Regions from separate parts of the Homo sapiens genome. Here region 2 is linked to region 1. A link is a loop called in an ENCODE intact Hi-C map of the cell type or tissue named here. Cell type or tissue: A673. All regions are shown on one strand. Links, peaks and the distances in the headings refer to the core of each region. The heading gives the core; the rest is flanking DNA.

Region 1 (10,692 bases), core at 1,434-9,433:
CCTGTCTTGACTGAAAATACAAACATTAGCTGGGCATGGTGGTGCATGCCTGTAATTCCAGCTACTGGAGAGGCTGAGGCAGGAGAATCATCTGAGCCCGGGAGGCAGAGGTTGCAGTGAGCCGAGATCTCGCCACTGCACTCAAGCTTGGACAACAGAGCCAGACTCCATCTCAAAAAACAAACAAGCAAAAACGAATGGTTCTGGACAAATAGAATATTCACATGCAGAAAAATGAAGTTGGGCCGGGCACGGTGGCTCACGCCTGTAAACCCAGCACTTTGGGAGGCCGAGGTGGGTGGATCACCTGAGGTCAGGAATTTGAGGCCATCCTGGCTAACATGGTGAAACCCTGTCTTTACTGAAAATACAAAAATTAGCTGTGCATGGTGGCAGGCACCTGTAATCCCAGCTACTCTGGAGGCTGAAGCAGGAGAATCGCTTGAACCCGGGAGGCGGAGGTTGCAGTGATCCAAGATCTCGCCACCGCACTCCAGCCTGGGCGAAAGAGTAAGACTCTGTCTCAAAAAAAAAAAAAAAGAAAAATGAAGTTGGACACTTACCTTACACCACATACCACATACAAAAATTAAATCAAAATGGATCAATGACCTAAACTTTTTTTGCTTTGAGACAGGGTCCTGTTCTGTCACCCAGGCTGAAGTGAAGAAGTGTGCCACAGCTGACTGCAGCCTCGACCTCCTGGGCTCAAGCGATCCTCCCATCTTGGCCTCCAGAGTAGTAGGGGGACTACAGGTGCACACCACCACAGTTGGCTAATTTTTATTTTTTGTAGAGACAGGGTTTCTCCATGTTGCCCAGGCTGGTGTCGAACTCCTGGGCTCAAGTGATCCTCCCACCTTGGCCTCCCAAAGTGCTGGAATAATAGACGTGAGCCACAGCGCCCGGCTGACCTAAACTTAAGAGCTAAAATGGCCAGGAGCGGTGGCTCACGCCTGTAATGCCAGCACTTTGGGAGGCTGAAGCAGGTGGATCTTGAGGTCAGGAGTTTGAGACCAGCCTGGCCAACATGGTGAAACCCTGTCTCTACTAAAAATACAAAAATTAGCCGAGCATGGTGGCACTTGCCTGTAATCCCAGCTACTCAGGAGGCTGAGGCAGGAGAATCGCTTGAATCTGGTAGACGGAGGTTGCAGTGAGCTGAGATTGTGCCACCACATTCCAGCCTGGGCGACAGAGTGAGACTCTGTCTCAAAAAAAAAAAAAACTAAAACTTTAACCTTCAGAAGAAAACAGAAGACAAGCTCCTTGACATTGCATTAGGCAATAATTCCTTGGATATGACACCAAAAGCACAGACAACAAAAGAAAATAGATAAGTTGGCCAGGCGCAGTGGCTCAGGCCTGTAATTCCAGCACTTTGGGAGGCCGAGGCTGGTGGATCACGAGGCCAAGAGATCAAGACCATCCTGGCCAACATGGTGAAACGCCATCTCTACTAAAAATACAAAAATTAGCTGGGCGTGGTGGCGCGTGTTTGTAGTCCCAGATACTAGGGAGGCTGAGGCAAGAGAATTGCTTAAACAAGGGAAGTGGAGGTTGCAGTGAGCCGAGATCACACCACTGTACTCCAGTCTGGCAACAGAGCGAGATTCCATCGCAAAAAAAAAGAAAGAAAGAAAGAAAAGTTTATTTTTCTAATTTTTCTTTTTCTTTCTTTTTTCTTTTCTTTTTCTTTTTTTTTTTCGAGACGGAGTTTCGCTCTTGTTGCCCAGGCTGGAGTGCAATGGCGTGATCTCAGCTCACTGCAACCTCTGCCTCCTGCGTTCAAGTGAATCTCCTGCCTCACCCTCCCCAGCAGCTGGGACTACAGGCGCCCGCCACCACGCCTGGCTAATTTTTTGTATTTTTAGTAGACACGGGCTTTCACCCTGTTAGCCAGGATGGTCTCGATCTCCTGACCTCGTGATCTGCCCGCCTCGGCCTCCCAAAGTGCTGGGATGACAGGCGTGAGCCACCGCGCCCGGCTGATTCCTCATTTTCAACCCAGTCTCTCTTGACCACTAAGCCAACTAGTTCCAGCTTTTTCTGAAGACAAGTCAGGTTGCCCTCCCAAACCTTCCCTCTTCATACAGGGGCCTTCTACCTGACCTCTGAGATTTCTCGCCCAGCACCTCAGCAAGGGCTTGTCTGATGCTGCTGTACTTTGTCTACCCCTCCAATCACAGGAGTCCGTAGTTCCTAGAAAATCTATTTTTGCTCCTGTCCCAATCCGCTGAATAAACTGTATACAAAATTCAGGTGTGGAATCTCATGTTGCTCCCTTTGGTCAAGTTACCTATTTTCCCAAGCCTGCATCTAAGCTTGATCCTTCTCCTGCTAAAAGCATCTTCGGCCGGGCGTGGTGGCTCATGCCTATAATCCCAGCACTTTGGGGGCCAAGGTGGGCAGATCATGAGGTCAAGAGATCGAGACCATCTTGGCCAACATGAGGAAACCCCGCCTCTATTAAAAATACAAAAATTGACCGGGCACGGTGGCTCGTGTCTGTAATCCTACCACTTTGGGAGGCTGAGGCGGGTGGATCACCTGAGGTCAGGAATTCGAAACCAGCCTGACCAACATGAAGAAACCCTGTCTCTACTAAAAATACAAAATTAGCCAGGCGTGGTGGCACATGCCTGTAATCCCAGCTACTCGGGAGGCTGAGGCAGAAGAATCACTTGAATCTGGGAGGTGGAGGTTGCGGTGAGCCAAGGTCGCGCCATTGCACTCCAGCCTGGGCAACAAGGCGAAACTCCATCCCAAAAACAAACAAACAAAATACAAAAATTAGCTGGGCATGGTGGTGTGCGCCTGTGGTCCCAGCTACTTAGGAGGCTGAGGCAGGAGAATTGCTTGAACCCGGGAGGTGGAGGTTGCAGTGAGCCGAGATTGCACAACTGTACTCCAGCCTGGGCAACAAGAGCGAAACTCCGTCCCCAAAACAAACAAACAAAATACAAAAATTAGCCGGGCGTGGTGGTGTGCGCCTGTGGTCCCAGCTACTCAGGAGGTTGAGGCAGGAGAATTGCTTGAACCCGGGAGGCGGAGGTTGCAGTGAGCCGAGATTGCACCACTGCACTCCAGCCTAGAGGACAGAGCGAGACTCTGTCTCAAAAAAACACAAAAAACAAAAACTTCCTGGCCAGGTGCAGTGGCTCACGCCTGTAATCCCAGCACTGTGGGAGGCCGAGGTGAGGGGATCATATGAGGTCAGGAGTTAGAGAACAGCCTGGCCAATATGGTGAAACCCCGTCTTTATTAAAAAAATAAATAAATAAATTAGCTGGGCATGGTGGCACGGCCTGTAATCCAAGCTACTCCAGAGGCTGAGGCAGGAGAATAGGTTGAACTCAGGAGACAGAGGTTGCAGTGAGCCAAGACTGCACCACTGCACTCCAGCCTGGGCGACAGAACAAGACTCCGTCTCAAAAAAAAAAAAAAAAAAAATCTTCCTGGGTATTCTCTCTGCCAGCTCTCTGCCCCAGCTTGTCCACGACCTTCTCCTCAATACACAAGTGTGCACCCCTGTCCAATCTCCCACTTAATTCACAGGACAGCTCTAGATCTCTGCTTACTTGCCAGACAGAGACAGTCAGACACCTGGACCGTGGCACCCACCTGTCCAACCTCGCCCAGCTCAGATCACCAACCTCATCGATTTCCTTGCAAAACTTTTGACTTCCGCCTTGGACTTTTGCCCCTTAAAATTTTATCTCTGCAGAGTTAGAATATGACATTGCTTTGTCGATACCATAATAATAAGGCTACAGTAAAGGGAGAGCTATTCCCTCCCAAATTACATTTTCTCTAGATTGGGCCACTCTTGCCATTTTAAACTTTCATTTATTTACTTATTTTTATTATTTTTTTTTGAGACAGCGTCTCGCTCTGTCACCCAGGCTGGAGTGCAGTGGTGCGATCTCGGCTCATTGCAACCTGCGCCTCTCAGGTTCAAGCGATTCTCCTGCCTCAGCCTCCTGAGTAGCTGGGATTACAGACATGTGCCACCATGCCTGGCTAATTGTTGTATTTTTAGTAGAGACAGGGTTTCACCACGTTGGCCAGGCTGGTCTCAAACTCCTGACTTCATGTGATCCACCCGCCTCAGCCTTCCAAAGTGCTGGGATTACAGGCATGAGCCACTGCGCCCAGCCTCATTTCTGGTCTCTGTTCCTGCTTTTCCTGCTCGGCGAGCCACACAGCTAGAATCATCTCACCAGCCAGGGCCTCTGCCCGTGGTTCTTGTGCAGCTCTGGAGAGCTGCTCTTCCCATCCAAAGGTCTTCGATCCCCTACAGTCCACAGTTCCCAGTTCTCCCCTCCACGTGCATGGAAGCAGGACACCCCAATCTCATCTCTTTTTTTGTTTCTTTTAAGAAACCAGGTCTTGCTCTGTTGCCATGCTGGGAGTGCAGGGGTGCAATTAGAGCTCACTGCAGCCTCGAACTCCTGGCTCAAGTGATCCTCCTGCCTCAGCCTCCTGAGTAGCTGGGACTACACGTTCAGGCCACCACATCTGGCTACATTTTAAATTTTTTTTTTTGTAGAGAGAAGCTCTTGCTATGTTGCCCAGGTGGTCTTGAACCCCTGGCCTCAAGTGATCCTTTTGTGGCTTCCCAAAGTGCTAGGATTACAGGAGTGACCGCTGTGCCTGGTCGTCTCACCTTCTTTTGACATGGAGCCCCAGCCTTGGGAGGCAGATGCTGAACCGTGTCCACAGTGCCCCCTTCTGGAAATTCTCCACAAGCCAAGGTTTTGGACAGCTCCAATGTCTGGGGCTATGGCATTTCAGGCGGGAAGTCTCTGCAGAGAGCAGTACCTGCCTTCATCCCTTCCTAGATATTAATTCACTTTCAGACACATACTGAGCAGCTAGTGTGAGCTGTTACGGTGCTGGCTCTGCAGACAGAGCTGCAGCGAAGACAGACGCCAACCCCACCCTCACACAGCCAATCCTGTGCTAGTTTTTTCTGTAGAACCACCACTGGGTTTCCAGTTGGTCTGGGTTATCTGGTGAACTCAGAGACTTTCGCTGTCTTCTGGACACTCCACAACAGTCCAATCACCTGCGGGGACCCTGACCTCTGCAAACCTCCGGGGGGTGGTTCCTTGGTTGGCCGCCCTCCTCTGACGGCTCCGCCTCCCTGCCGAGCCCTGGGATCGTCCTCCCTGGCTCCTGCCTTCTCTCTCATAGGATCTCATTTGTTCTGACACACTTATTCTCAAGCCCAGTAGTTACTCTTGAATATTGCTTATAGAGGTGTGTTTCCTTGAATATTCAAGCATATGTGTTATGTAATGGGTAATAATAAAGTAGGAATGTGCATATATGAATCAGCACAAAATAACTAAAAAAAATCCCATCTCCAAAGTCACTGACTATTGACAAATTCTGGACCTACTTCTCCGTTTGTTGTTTTTTTTTTTTTTTTTTTGAGACGGAGTCTCGCTTTGTCGCCCAGGCTGGAGTGCAGTGGCGTCTCGGCTCACTGCAAGCTCCACCTCCTGGGTTCACGCCATTCTCCTGCCTCAGCCTTCCAAGTAGCTGGGACTACAGGTGCCTGCCACCACGCCTGGCTAATTTTTTCTATTTTTTTTAGTAGAGATGGGGTTTCACCATGTCAGCCAGGATGGTCTCGATCTCCTGACCTCGTGATCCACCCGCCTCGGCCTCCCAAAGTGCTGGGATTACAGGTATGAGCCACCGCACCCGGCCTATTTTTATTTTTTCTTGAGACGGAGTCTTGCTCTGTTGCCCAGGCTGGAGTGGTGTGGCACGATCTTGGCTCATTGCAACCTTCGCCTCCCAGGTTCAAGCGATTTTCCTGCCTTAGCCTCCCGAGTAGCTAGGATTACAGGCACACACTACCATACCCGGCTAATTTTTTTGTACTTTTAGTAGAGACAGTGTCTTGCCACGTTGGCCAGGCTGGTGTTGAACTCCTGACCTCAGGTGATTTGCCCGCCTCGGCCTCCCAAAGTGGCGGGATTACAGGCGTGAGCCACCGCGCCTGGCCCAGATTCTCTTTTTATAAAATTATGATTGTATCACTTAACTATTTCTTCTCGACAGTTGTTATACACAAAGGCAGTAGCTCATTCCCCTAATGGATCCCTTACTTAGCTATCACCTCATAAACAGTTTCCAGCTAATGAGTGTAATATACACAGCAGCCACAAATGTCTCCATGCAAATTTTTTTTTTCTTTTTTAGACGGAGTTTCACTCCTGTTGCCCAGGCTGGAGTGCAATGGCACGATCTTGGCTCACCACAACCTCTGCCTCCTGGGTTCAAGCAATTCTCCTACCTCAGCCTCCTGAGTAGCTGGGATTACAGGCGCCTGCCACCACGCCCGGCTAATTTTTGTATTTTTAGTAGAAACACGGTCTCGCCATGTTGGCCAGGCTGGTCTTGAACTCCTGACTTTGGGAGATACACCCGCCTCGGCCTCCCAAAGTGCTGGGATTACAGGTGTGAGCCACCATGCCCGGCTTAAAAATTTATTTTTGACAAATGCAAGTGGTTTTATTCCTTTTTTTTTTTTTTTGCATTTTACTAGGAAACAGCCTGTGTGTGTTTCCTCCCGGTGCACAGCCTATATGGTTCTTTGACCAAATGGTGTCTTAGTCACTGCATCTGTTAGAGACTCAGCTTCTCATCAAATCAGTTCTATATAGGCTGGGCGTGGTGGCTCACACCTGTAATCCCAGCACTTTGGCAGGATGGTGGGGGGGGGGGGGGCGGTGGATCACTTGAGGTCAGGAGTTCAAGACCAGCCTGGCCAACATGGCGAACCCCGTTTCTACTAAAAATACAAAAATTAGCTGGGTGTGGTAGCGTGCACCTGTAATCCCACACAAAAGCTTGCATATCCAATGTTCACAGCAGCACTATTCACATAGGAAAGGCGGAAGCCACGCAAGCGTCTATCGATATACGAATGAATAAGGACAGGGAAAACGTGGCCCCTCCGTACACTGGACTGACTCAGCCCTAAAGGAACACAGCGCTCATACGTGCTATGACGTGGGTGTGGCCTTGAAAACACCGTGCTGAGTGAAAGAAGCCAGACACAAAGGTCCCATGTTACTGATCCAATTTACAGGAAATATCCAGAGTAGGTAAATCCACAGAGACAGAAGGTAGATGAATAGTTGCTTAGGGCTTGGCAGGGAGGGGTCAGAGGGCAAAGGCTAAAGGGTTTGGGGTTTCTTCTGGAGATGAAAGGTTCTAAAATGGCCTCCGGGCCAGGCGCCGTGGCTCATGCCTATAATCCCAGCACTTTGGGAGGCCGAAGTGGGCAGATCTCCTGAGGTCAGGAGTTCGAGACCAGCCTGGCCAACATAGTGAAAACCCATCTCTACTAATAAACTACAAAAATTAGCCCGGTGTGGTGGTGCACGCCTGTAATCCCAGCTACTTGCAAGGTTGAGGCAGGAGAATCGCTTGAACCCAGGAGGTGGAGGTTGCAGTGAGCCGAGATTGTGCCACTGCACTCCAGCCTGGGTGACAGAGTGAGACTCCATCTCTAAATAAGTAAATAAATGGACTCTGGTGATAGACGTGCAACTCTGTGAATAAACTGAAAGCCACTGAATTGCGCACTTGAACGGGTGAATTGTGTAGCACGTGGCTTACCAAGAGAGCTGCTACACAAAACAAAACACAGAACGCATTCATCAAGTGAGCTTGAAAGCTTAGGAACATCAGGCCGGGCGCGGTGGCTCACACCTGTAATCCCAGCACTTTGGGAGGCCGAGGCAGGCGGATCACGAGGTCAGGAGATCGAGACCATCCTGGCTAACATGGTGAAACCCCGTCTCTACTAAAAAAAAAATACAAAAAATTAGCCAGGTGTGGTGGCGGGCGCCTGTAGTCCCAGCTACTCAGAGAGGCTGAGGCAGGAGAATGGCGCGAACCCGGGAAGTGGAGCTTGCAGTGAGCCGAGATCCTGCCACTGCACTTCAGACTGGGTGACAGAGCGAGACTCCGTCTCAAAAAAAAAAAAACTCAGGAACATCAGCCTGGGCAACAAGGGGAGTGTGGGTGGTGATGGCAGCCTGAGGCAGGAGAATCATTTGAGCTCAGGAGTCTGAGACTGCAGTGAGCCACAACTGCACCACTGTGCTCCAGCCTGGGCAACAGAGTGAGACCCTGTCTAGAAAGCCAAGAAGCCTAGGAACAGGTTTTTTAGTTTTAAACATATTACTTTTTTTTTTTGAGATGGAGTCTCACTCTGTTGTCTAGGCTGAAGTGCAGTGGCATGATCTCGGCTCCCTGCAACCTCTGCCTCCCAGGTTCAAGCGATTTTCCTGCCTCAGCCTGTGGAGTAGCTGGCATTACAGGCACCCGACACCATGCCCAGCTAATTTTTGTATTTTTAGTAGAGATTGGGTTTCACCATGTTGGCCAGGCTGGTCTCGAACTCCTGACCTCAGGTGATCCACCCACCTCGGCCACTCAAAGTGCTGGGATTACAGCCATGAGCCACAGCGCCCAGCCTATTATTAAGCCAAGGCTGACTTCTCGATTGTTTATTCCATGTATAGGAGCCCCTTGAAGACATCTGAGAGTTCACGCCACAGGCTGTGTTTGAGCACAGGGCTCTGCCTGGGTGGGCCAGATGGAGGTCAGTGACATGAGGGAGCTGGGTACATTGGGAGCTGCCCAGGGGTCTGGCAGGAGACCAGGAGGCAGGGGCTGTACCAAGAGGACGGGCCAGAGGCAGAGGAAGCTGTGCTGTGAGTTTCCAGGGTGGGCAGTGACCTCTGATTGATAACCTGACCCCAAATGGAAACCTGGACGGTGCCCTGACTGCTGTCTCTGCTGCTGTTCTCTTCCCAGGATGGAGGCCAGGGGCATCAGATGCACCTTCCCTCCTCCGTCCCAACCCAGGGCCTCCAGCTACCCTCCCCCTGGCCTCACTCTGCAGAGGAGCCTCTTCTAACCTGCCCACCTCATCTCTCCTTCTCCCCTTGCCCACTCTGGCCCTTCCGTCCTTTCCTGAGGCCAAGAAGTGGGAGCAGGAGGGAAGTGAGGGACCGGCTCCACCACCGACCTTGGAGTGTGGAGCTGACAGGTCCACCGGGCTGTGCCAGGCCTGAGGCTCCTCTGTGATCAGGCAGTGGGCAACACCAAGCCAGGCCTCTTCAGAGAGAATGCTGAGGACGGGGCAGGAGGGTGCCCAGGGAGCCACGCCGTGGCGGAGCCTGACTGTGCTCTGGGCGGCCCACTGCCTGGGGCAGGGGAGACAATCCCATCCTCATGCCTCCTGGGAAAGCAGCACCAGGCACACAGCCAAGCACAAAAGACGCCTTTATTGGTGCCCAGATCTAAAGGGCAGGATGGGCTGGTGTGAAGATGACGTGGAAGATGACAGTGCTTCCCCTCTTCCCCTGGGAGTCAGCCTCTTCCCCTCTGGCACGGGGCCTAGGGTTGGGGGCTCTAGACTCAGACCCCCACAGCCCAGGGCAGGGGAAGGGTCTTGAGCTTGGTCGTGTTTTCCTCCTGGGCCAATCACAGAGGCAATAGTGGGAGTCCTGGGGAGGGGCATGGCTGGCGTGGGGGTGGGGCCTGGAGCCCTCAATGCAGCACCCTGCAAACCCCAGGGGCAGCCCCCCAACCTGTGCCTGGCCCTGCAGGGTCAGCTAAGGCACAGTGGCTGGGTCCTGTCCTGCCGGAGGCCAGAGCACTCCCGGCGACCTGGCCCTCTCAGGACGTGCAGCTGGGAGAACACAGCTACTTCTTTCGCCGGGTGGTCCTCGAACTACTGGAGCAGGGGTTGGGGGCTGCGGTGGCCTGTTCGGAGGCAGCTCCGGAGTCTTTCTGGGAGGCTGGCCTGCGCTTCTCCCCGCTGACTGGTGCCAGCGGGGAGGACCGGAGAGAACAGGGTGCTAGCAGGGCTTGCACAAATCTGACAGCCCCCACGGCCATGAGGAGCCCCCAGAGCAGGGCGGGGGCCTCCAGGGGAGACAGCTGAGAGCGAGTCCAGTGGAGGGCCTGGGCCAGGGTGCTGTTGGCGCTGCGGGTGCGAGGTGGGCTTTTCTCCTGTGGGAGGGAGGGAGGGAGGGAGGTTGGGGAAGTGCTTACTGGGTTTACCCCGGGAGGCTGGGGTCACCCCTGCCACCTCCCCCAGCCTGGCTGACACCCCCTTACCTGTAGTCCAAACTGCCTGAGCAGCGTCTCCAGCGTGGGGTCCCCCAGGGACACGGATGGGAAGAACTCCTCCACCCACTGGCGCCGCCACCACTGGCTGCAGCAGGACCCGATGTTCAGAAGCTGGAGGCACCCCGGGCTCCATACCCCATCGCCAGTGCCCAGCCTTACCCCTGCTCCTCAGCTCCTCACGCTCCACATCCCCCCCTGGTGCCCGGCCTTACCCCTGCACCCCGGGCTCCACACCCCACCCGGTGCCCGGCCTTACCCCTGCACCCCGGGCTCCACACCCCCCCCAGTGCCCGGCCTTACCCCTGCACCCCAGGCTCCACACCCCACCCCGGTGCCCGGCCTTACCCCTGCACCCCGGGCTCCACACCCCCCCCAGTGCCCGGCCTTACCCCTGCACCCCGGGCTCCACACCCCCCCCCGGTGCCCGGCCTTACCCCTGCACCCCGGGCTCCACACCCCCCGGTGCCCGGCCTTACCCCTGCACCCCGGGCTCCACACCCCACCCGGTGCCCAGCCTTA
Region 2 (9,154 bases), core at 1,155-9,154, 220 kb before region 1:
CCCTCTGAGAGAGGCGCGACCGCTGGACTGTCAGGACCAGGGACAGCGGCGTCACCCCGGGGCCTTCCTACCCACAAGCAGCGGCCCCAAACGGATCCTTTTTGCTGCCCAGAACCTTTCCTCCTCCTTAGCGGCCACCTCTTCTAGGAAGCCCACCCTGACTATCCCAGGTCCGAGGAGCCGCCTTTGGGTGCAGGGTCCTTGAAGTCAGCCCCGCGGGCGGGCAGGCGCGGGGGGCTGCCTTGGCGGTGACGGGGGCAGCGCCCCACTCGGCGTCTCTGCCGCGCTCGGGGCCGCACAGCTACTTTTATTCCCACTTGAAAGCGACCGGGGCTCGGCGGAGCATTGCTCCCTGGAACACCGGCCACCGACCTCCGCCCTGGTAGAGCCGTGGTGGGAGGCTTCGCGGCTGGGCGACCCCCTCCAGCGAAGTGAGAAATCAGGATCCCAGTGGCCCAAAACACTCCTTTTTTAAAACACTAAAATCCGAGTTTTAATGTCAAATCTGATTTTTATATATCGGCAACCAAATTAAAACAGCCAGCACGGTGCTGGCCACCGGACCCATGCGGACCGCGGCGAAGGAACGGGTCTCAGTCCCAGCCGCTCCGGCCCCTTTTGCATGACCAAGCCCCGTGCCTCAGTTTCCCCATTGGAAGCCGGCATCCGGCTGGGGGCCTGGCGCGGGCCCGGGGATGGCCCCTCTCCTCGCTCGGGCTGGGTTGGGGCGAGGACACGGGCAGCCTCCCCGAGGGCCCCCGCCCGGGAGCGCCTTTCACTGGGCCCGGCCGAGGCGGGCCGAGGTTTTGTGCAGAGTTAATGGAGCTTCAGCTAAAGGAGGAGGAGGCCGGAGCGCAGCCCCGGAGCTGTGGGAACCGCGGCCGCGGCCGCCGGGGGAGGGGAGCGGCCTTTGTCTGCGCCGCGGCCGGGCGGGGCGGGAGTCGGGTTCCCATGGCGACCGGCCCCGCCCCTGCGCCTCCCCGTGGACTGGGCGGCTCCGTTCTCGCCCCTAGGGTGGGGGACATGGAGGTGGGGAGGTGTCAGGCTTCCCCCAGGCGTCCGCCCGCAATCCTCGCGGCCTCGCTGCAGGCCCCGGCCGCTCAGCAGGTCAGGCGGGCGTGTGGGGTGGGGGTGGGGGCGGGGGGCGGTGGAAACGGGCCCCTCTCATCACTGAGCTGACCTGCCCCGGGAACCCCCTGCCTGCCCAGGCATTAGAGGTCCCGCCCATGTGCCTACTGGGGACAGTGTGGGGTCGTGGCACTGCAAGGGAGTGATCACTGAGGAGTTTCGGGTGGCGTCAGGGCCTGGAGGCCATCTTCCAGGAGAGGCACCTTCAGAGCTCGGCGGGGGCAAGGGAAGCCCCCCTGGAGGGAGCCGCCGGTGGAGGACAGTCCCAGGCCCAGAGGGGAAGCGGCAGGGGAGCCAGGAAGGGCCGGTGGCAGGGCAGGAGTGAGAAGCCCTGGGCCAGAGGCGCCTCTCCTACCCAGCTGATTCGCTGTGGCCCCTGAATACAGCAGGCCACCCCTTCTCCGTGCTCATGCCCCCACCCCACCCCCGCTGGTCCTGGCCACCCCTCCTCACTGGAGCTGTCACTGTGACAGCTCCTCTCTGGTCCTGCTGGTCCCTCCCAGCTGGCCTCTTCCTGCAGTCAGTGAACTTCCTAAAAGGCAAATCTGGCCTTGCTCACCGGGAGACCAGGCGATGGTGGTCGCGGAGCTGATTTAGCAGGGGACTTGTCCTGCCTGTAAGAAGCAAGCAGGATGTAGCCTTGGGCTGTTAAGCTACCCGCCACCTCTCCTCCCACCACTCTGGGAGGAAAATGGGACTTGGAAAGCACCAGGAAGGACAGGCCACCCCTCGTCTGTCGCCAGCTGACCACTCCAGCCCACCGCATGCACCCCAGCAGCTATGCCCAGCTTCTACCCGGTGCCTGCCCCCACCCAGATGCTGGACTGCTGGGCCTGCAGCCTCTCCCCAGCCCCAAGTTTCATGTGTGTGGGGTCTCACTGACCCTTCCCTTCTTTCCTGACTGCCCAGTGGGACAGGGAAGAGGTGGACTGCAGGGGTCTAGTACGGAAGCCAGGCCTCCAGGTTCCCAGCTCCCTACTTGAGACCTCCCGCTCAGCACTTAAGCCTTCGGTCCACCCCCTTGCTCTGATCTCCTGACCAGCCATGTCTCTGGGTAAGGGGGGAACCCAATGTCATTTCAGGGATCCTTGGAGCAGGGGATGTCAGTTGGCCTTGTACCCCTTTCTCTTGTGGGGGAGAGATGGCCACCCGTTTTTCATCGTGGCTTGAATGGAGCTGTGTGGGCGGCAAGCCACCCAGGCACCGAGGCAAGAGAGAGGACACGAGCTGTTGCAGTATAATAAAATATAAAACAAGAATAGTTATACCAGATATAGATCTTAGATATGATTATATATGAATATCATTAATCATTAGTTTGTAGCAATTACTTTTTATTCCAATATTATAATAATCCTTGCTCAATAATCATAGCCTAGGAAAAACCAGGCCATACAGAGATAGGAGCTGAGGGGACATAGTGAGGTGTGACCAGAAGACAAGAGTGGGAGCCTTCTGTTATGCCCGGACAGGGCCACCAGAGGGTTCCTTGGTCTAGCGGTGACGCCAGCGTCTGGGAAGACGCCCGTTACCAGGCGGGCCGTGGTCCAGCCGTAGCAAAAGGTGTCAAGGAACAACACCCACTACTTAGCAGACCGGGAAAGAGGGGGGGGGGTCTCCCTTTCCCCAGGGGAGTTTAGAGAAGACTCTGCTCCTCCACCTCTTGTGGAGGGCCTGACATCAGTCAGGCTTGCCCGCAGTTATCCAGAGGCCTAAACGTCTCCCTGTGATGCTGTGCTTCAGCGGTCACACTCCTAGTCCACTTTCATGTTCCATCCTGTACACCTGGCTCTGCCTTCTAGATAGCAGTAGTAAATTAGTGACAATACTAATAGTCCCTGATATGCAGAAATAATGGCGTAAGCTGTCTTTCTCTCTGTCTCCTCTCTCTCTCTGCCTCGGCTGCCAGGCAGGGAAGGGACTCCTGTCCAGTGGACACATGACCCACGTGACCTTACCTATCATTGGAGATGACTCACATTCTTTACCCTGCCCCTTCTGCCTTGTATCCAATAAATAACAGCGCAGCCCGACATTCGGGGCCACTACCGGTCTCCATGCATTGGTAGTAGTGGTCTCCTGGGCCCAGCTGCCTTTTCTCTTATCTCTTTGTCTTCTGTCTTTATTTCTACACTCTCTCGTCGCCGCACACGGAGAGACCCACTGACCCTGTGGGGCTGGTCCCTACAGAGCTGCCCCAGTCCAAAGGGGACTCGATCAATGGAGGCCTTGCCCATCAAGAGACCCCAGCCATGACGTGCCCAGGTGGGGAGACAGGCTGGGGCTGCCTGAGAATGGATCCTCGTGAGTGGGTTAGCAGTCCAGACCAGCAGAACCTCAGGATGTGTGCCTGGATCCAGCCACATTTGAAGCTGGGCCTTCACTTTGTGTCTGGAGCACCGAATGCCCTCTGCCTGGGCTGTCTGTATTCTTGGCACACAGGGGAGGCTCTGAGCCCTGCCCGTCCTGGTTGCTGCTGTTCCTAGCGCTCAGGACAGTGCATGCGTGGTGTGCAGCGGGCATTTGGTAAGAATGTGTTGCACGAAAGAAGCCACCAGATGGCACCAGAAGCAGTCCCACCTCCCACCCCCCCCACCTCCCCTCAGCACCTCTCCCAGCCCCCTCCACCTCCCCCCAGCACCCCTCCCAGCCCCCTCCACCTCCCCCAGTACCCCTCCCAGCCCCTTCCACCTCCCCCAGCACCCCTCCCAGCCCCCTCCACTTCCCCCCAGCACCCCTCCCAGCCCCCTCCACCTCCCCCCAGCACCCCTCCCAGCCCCCTCCACCTCCCCCAGTACCCCTCCCAGCCCCTTCCACCTCCCCCAGCACCCCTCCCAGCCCCCTCCACCTCCCCACAGCTCCCCTCCCAGCAGGACCCACAGAGCCCAGGGAAGGGGTGGTGGACAGGGGCACTGCAGCCCCAGGAGGAACACTCAGCCAACCCGCAGAGTGAAAAAGACGCTGTATTTGATTTACAATGAACAAGATTTACAAAAAGGGGTGGGGTGGTCTTGGAACTGCTCCCAGTCCCCCCGGACTGGGTGGGGCTCTAGGGCAGCCTGTCTGACAGACCAGGACCCCAGGATGTCTGGGCCCCGACGTAGGACTTGACCTACGTCTCACTTGACCTTTGACGTGGGGCCCAGCAGCCGTGAGTCCACCCAGAGTGCCGGCACCCTTGGGGAGGCCGGTGAGGTCAGGAAGGCATCGTACCGCTTTTTCTCCTCCTCCCATCTCGTGGTGGACAGACAGACATAGGATCTGGGAACTTGCCCTGGGGGCCACAGGCCCTCAGATCCCCCAGGGGCCCAACCTAGGGCATGGAGGCGGCTGCTGGTGCGTGGGCGGAGGCGGAGGCCAGCTGCCCCCAGCGTGGCAGCGTAAGGCACATTTTCAAATCACTGGAGACTCGACAGTGAACACCCGATGCTGGTTCTGCGGCCGGAGGGAGCTGGGGCTGGGGCTGGTGCTGGTGCGGTGCCCGGCGGTATTGCTCAGAGGAAGATGCTACAGTCTAGACGCTGGGCGGGTTCCGGCTGCACCCACTCCGGCTTGGGGCGCGTTCCAGGGGAGGGTGGGGGCCTCAGCCACAGCCACTCGGCCTCCTCCCCTGAGGGGCTCTCAGGTACCTCAGGTACCTATGTCCCAAGGCAGCACTGGAGATTGTAGGTCAGAGGTCAGTGACCTTGTTCTCCAGTGCAGCGGCAATCTGCTGCAGGCGGAAGGCCAGCTGCATCTTCTGGGCGGCAGGATCCTCCTCCAAGGCATTGATGATCTGAGGGAGGGTCGCATCAGAGCACACCGGGGGACCGCCCAGCACCCCACCTGCCCCCGCCCCCGGGGGCCTGACCCTACCTCGTCATAGTACTTCTGCGTGTATTGGTAGAGCTGGTGGAGTGCCACGAGGGTGTTCAAGGAGTCCGTGTGCGCCTGGGGGGTGACGGGACAGTCAGGGTGGAAAAGGGGCTGTGGGAGCCCCAGGGCTGGCAGGAGTAGTACGGGACGCCCAGGACGAGGCCTCCCCGGGGAAGCAGCTGGGGCCTTGGGCACAGCTGGCACTTGGGGCCCCCCATGTGGCACAGCCTCAGACAGACACCCACGCAGGCAGAGTTGTGCACATCCAACCATCTCAGTGTCTCCCTGTGTGACGCACGGCTGTGGATGGACCCACAGGGACGGGTGCTGTGAGCAGGGCTGTGGGTGGAGCCGCAGGGAGGGGGCGCTGTGGGCACGGCCGTGGGTGCAGCCGCAGGGAGGGGGCGCTGTGGACACGGCCGTGGATGGAGCCGCAGGGAGGGGGCGCTGTGGGCACGGCCGAGGGTGCAGCCGCAGGGAGGGGGCGCTGTGGGCACGGCCGTGGGTGCAGCCGCAGGGAGGGGGCGCTGTGGGCAGGGCCTGGCTCCAAGCAGGAGCAGCTCATACTCCCCACACGCAGCTGTGGCTCACTTCACATGGCCGAGCCCACCTCGAGGTCCCGCCCCACCCTCTCTCCCCCTCAGCACCACATTACCCCTGCCCTGCAGCTCAGGGCCAGGCTCAGCATGGGGTAGTGGGAGCGGGGAGGGCTGTGGGTGCGTCCCTGGTGGTCTCCTTACCCGGGAAATCTCTGCCAGGTGTGTGTTCATGTCCTGGTCGCTGACCTGCACCATCTGCCGGATCCCCTTGTAGTAACTGCAGGGGTGGGAGCATCATACAGTGTGGGCGGCAGGGACCACAAAGGGGGTGGTGGGGGAAACCAAGGCCTGAACCTCCCCGCAGGGGGTCGAGGGTGGGCATGGGGGCCTGGCCTGGAGGGCAGGCAGACTTACTCCTCCACCATCTTCTTGTAGGTGGAGATCTCCTTGGCGTACAGCAGCTTGTTGCTGGGAGAATCCTGTTGGGGACAAAACCCAGTGATGCCTGGCCAAGGGGGCCAGGCTGGGGCTGCTCAGAGTACCCCTGGGTAGCTTCCCCTGCCCCGAACTCCTGACACTTTCATCAAGAAAACTATGGGCCGGGCGCAGTGGCTCAGGCCTGTAATCCTAGCACTTTGGGAGGCTGAGGCAGGCAGATCACCTGAGGTCAGGGGTTCGAGACCAGCCTGCCCAACATGGTGAAACCCCGTCTCTACTAAAAATACTAGCCGTGCGTTGTGGCACATGCCTGTAGTCCCAGCTACTCAGGAGGCAGCGGCGGGAAAATCGCTTGAACCTAGAAGGCGGAGGTTGCAGTGAGCAGAGATCGCGCCACTGCACTCCAGCCTGGGCGACAGAGAGAGACTCCATCTCAAAAAAAAAAAAAGAAAACTACTTATTTTGTGATCTGTAGTAAAACTCAGTTTCTCTGCTCGTGTGCTGTGGTGAGAGGTCTCAGGAGGAGAGAGGGCAAGGGCTCTCGGGATCTCCCAGGCTCTGCCGGGCCCCTGTGCCCCCAGCCTCCGCCACCCGTCACCTCCTACATCAAGGGCTCCAGCCCAAGATATTCAAATCCACACCCCAGACAAGGTCCCAACTCACAAGATGCCTCCTGGGGACAGACCCAGGCCTCCCTGCCCCAGACCTGCCCCCACCCCACTCACGCGGCTCAGCTTATGCTCCGTGCGCGTGCAGGCATCCATGAAGGTCTGCGCGATGACTGACAGCGAGGCGTCCACCACCTCGTGGACATGCACGTCAAAGATGAAGTGGGGGTTCTTGAGGATGTTCACCCAGAACCGGAGCGGTAAGCTGAGGCAGAGCAGCAGGGAATGAGAGCCGGGGCTGGGCCGCGGGGTGGGTGTGGAGCCTCCCAAGTGAGAGGCGGAGCCGGGGCTGGGCCGCGGGGTGGGTGTGGAGCCTCACCTGTTCGTCTTCCAGATGTGGATGGTGTCTTCATCCTGGATGTTGTGCTTCTCTGCCTGCTCGTCCAGGAAGTCGAAGAAGTACTTGACTGCAGGTGGCACCGCGTGCCCAGGCGCCAGCACGCTCTGGAAGAAGTTGTCCACAAACTGCTGCAGTGTGCCCTGTGGGGGGGAGGGTCTCAGCGTGACGCCGTGGGCGCGGCTCCTGGGGGGGAGGGTCTCAGCGTGGCGGCCTGGTGCCGCCCACACACCCATGGGGGCCCACCTTGACTGAGAGCAGCCGCGTCAGGTAGATCTCGGTGATGGCCTTCGTCCGCTCCTTCTCTTTCACGCTGCCTCTCTTGGACTTGCCCTCGTCCACCTCGTCGGTCGGCCGCACCAGGTGCCACACCCGGTTCTCCTCCTCCAGGAGGGCATGGCCTGTGGGGAGCGGGCACTGAGGGACCCCTACCCAGGTCTGGGGGCCTGGGTCCCACAGGGAGCAGTGGTGGCAGGGTGGGCAGGGGTGCATGTGTCCAGGGCAGACATGGTCCACGCTGACCACCAGGGGCTGGAAGGAAACGGGCAACAGGGAGGGACTCACGCTCCCCAGGCAGGTCCTGCTGGCTGTCCTCCGGCTGCTGGGAGACCCCCACCTTGGACAGGATGAGGGTGGCTCCATCCCGGACCTGGGGAACACGGCGGTGAGGGTGGGCTGTGCCCCCAGGGTGCCCAGTTCTCGCCCGCCCCGGCCTACACGCTCACATTGTAGTGCATAAGGGTGTTGACGCGCTTCCACCGGCCCTCCCGCTGTGACGTCAGGTCCAGGTCCGACAGGATCTGCGCTGTGGAGCCCGGACGCCACTCTGTGGGAAGAGACAGCCCAGCTTGGGCCCCAGCCACCCAGGTTCCTCCCACTGCCCACCACTCCCATATGAGAAAGCTGGCCAGGCAGGATACCGCCCCAGGACACAGGCCAGGCACATGGGCGCCTGTGTGCAGACGGGCAGGGGCCGGCACTCACCCAGGACCACGCTGTCTGGCCTGGGCCAGCAGGAGCAGGGCTGCCCACGGTACACCTGGTCAATGATCTTCTCCTTGACCTGGGAGATGGTGTCACAGTTGAGGACCTTCACCGGGATGGCGTCCACTCCCTCGTCCTGCACGATCACGCTCACCGTCTGCCGAGACATCCGGGATGAAGCCCAGTGGGAGGCCCTGCTCTTACCTGCACCATGCAGGAGCCACTCCCTGCCCCGCCAGCTTTGCCCACCACAGCGGCACCCTTGGGCAGCAGGCCCCCGCCAGCCCGGCTCCGAGCCCCCGAGGCTTCCCAGATGACCACACTCTGCCCTTCCCCTGCCTGCTCCGGCTCAGCAGGACAGAAAGACGGGGACGGCTCAGAACCGCTCACTCAGGCTGTCACGCAAGCTCATGGAAGCACATGTACAGACACAGAATACACACGTCTCACACATGCACAGGCTCCTGCCACACCCACTGGTCATGTATGCACAGAACCCTGGACACACCTGGTGTGCCAGGCCCTTGTATGGCCTCCAGGAGGTGGGGGCGCCCGGGAAGAGCTGATGCGGGGCCCGCACACTTAGAGCCTCCAGAGCCCACAGCCACCAGCACCCAGGCCCCTCCCTGAGGCCGAGTTAGAGCAGGCTGTAACTCGAATCCACAGAGGAGGTGGACGGCCTCTGGCCTGTGGGTCCCATCTGTGGCCAGGGGATGCCCAAGCTCCTTAGCCCAGATCCGAGGCGCCCATGGCGGCCCCCACCCCAGAAGCTCACCAGGGGTGCGTACTCCACATCATCCCCCAGCAGCCCCGTGTCGTTGAGAGTGTACTTGGCCTTCTTCTGTACCGCATCCACCGGGCCCTTTTCCACCTGATGTTTGATGGCCTTGAAGAGCTTGTACAGGGGCTCCCCGGCACTGTCCTGGAGTAACACGGAGGGGAGGCTGGGAGGTCAGGGGACTTGGGGCCTGGAAGGGGCCCCCGGAGCCCTGGCCAGAGGCATGGACGGGGCTGACCATGTCAGGGGCAGGAAGCAAACCTGTCCAGGCAGGGCCCACCTCAAGGTGCCGTACAGATAGGGGAACGCAGGAGGGGATGGCAGCAGTCTGCCTCATCCCTCAAGCCCCAGCCAGGCTGGGGTGGAACCCACCTTGAGGTACTGGTACAGGCAGATGGACATCCAGTTGGACAGCATCCTCTCCACC

What was found. Peaks named below come from ENCODE experiments on the same cell type or tissue, not always from the same donor. Only the 100,000 strongest peaks of a DNase experiment are listed, where the experiment ranks them.
Region 2: a loop joins it to region 1, with 2.4 times the contacts of the local background. A loop is called at or near these places in 10 of 110 quality-filtered maps.

What each region holds. Positions count from the first base shown.
Region 1 is chr22:50,493,647-50,504,338 of GRCh38, forward strand. LMF2 (lipase maturation factor 2) reads right to left here. Exons shown (of 14, transcript NM_033200.3): 13 at 10,162-10,258; 14 at 9,303-10,053. The coding sequence ends at 9,745. Among named protein-coding and RNA genes, the nearest start is that of LMF2, 8.7 kb to the right of the region's middle. In A673, for the core only: CTCF peaks have their summits at 4,732 (motif pointing left) and 4,944; a DNase peak (open chromatin) is centred at 4,735; H3K4me3 peaks cover 546 bases; H3K27ac peaks cover 569 bases.
Region 2 is chr22:50,270,906-50,280,059 of GRCh38, forward strand. It overlaps PLXNB2 (plexin B2), which reads right to left. Exons shown (of 37, transcript NM_012401.4): 26 at 9,100-9,154; 27 at 8,725-8,871; 28 at 7,950-8,106; 29 at 7,691-7,791; 30 at 7,530-7,614; 31 at 7,212-7,366; 32 at 6,948-7,108; 33 at 6,686-6,833; 34 at 5,937-6,001; 35 at 5,724-5,799; 36 at 4,984-5,058; 37 at 4,074-4,903. The coding sequence ends at 4,799. Among named protein-coding and RNA genes, the nearest start is that of MAPK11, 5.1 kb to the left of the region's middle. RefSeq lists enhancers at 772-1,311, 1,312-1,852 and silencers at 815-1,164, 5,400-5,469. In A673, for the core only: CTCF peaks have their summits at 3,628 and 5,433; DNase peaks (open chromatin) are centred at 3,636 and 5,466; H3K27ac peaks cover 304 bases.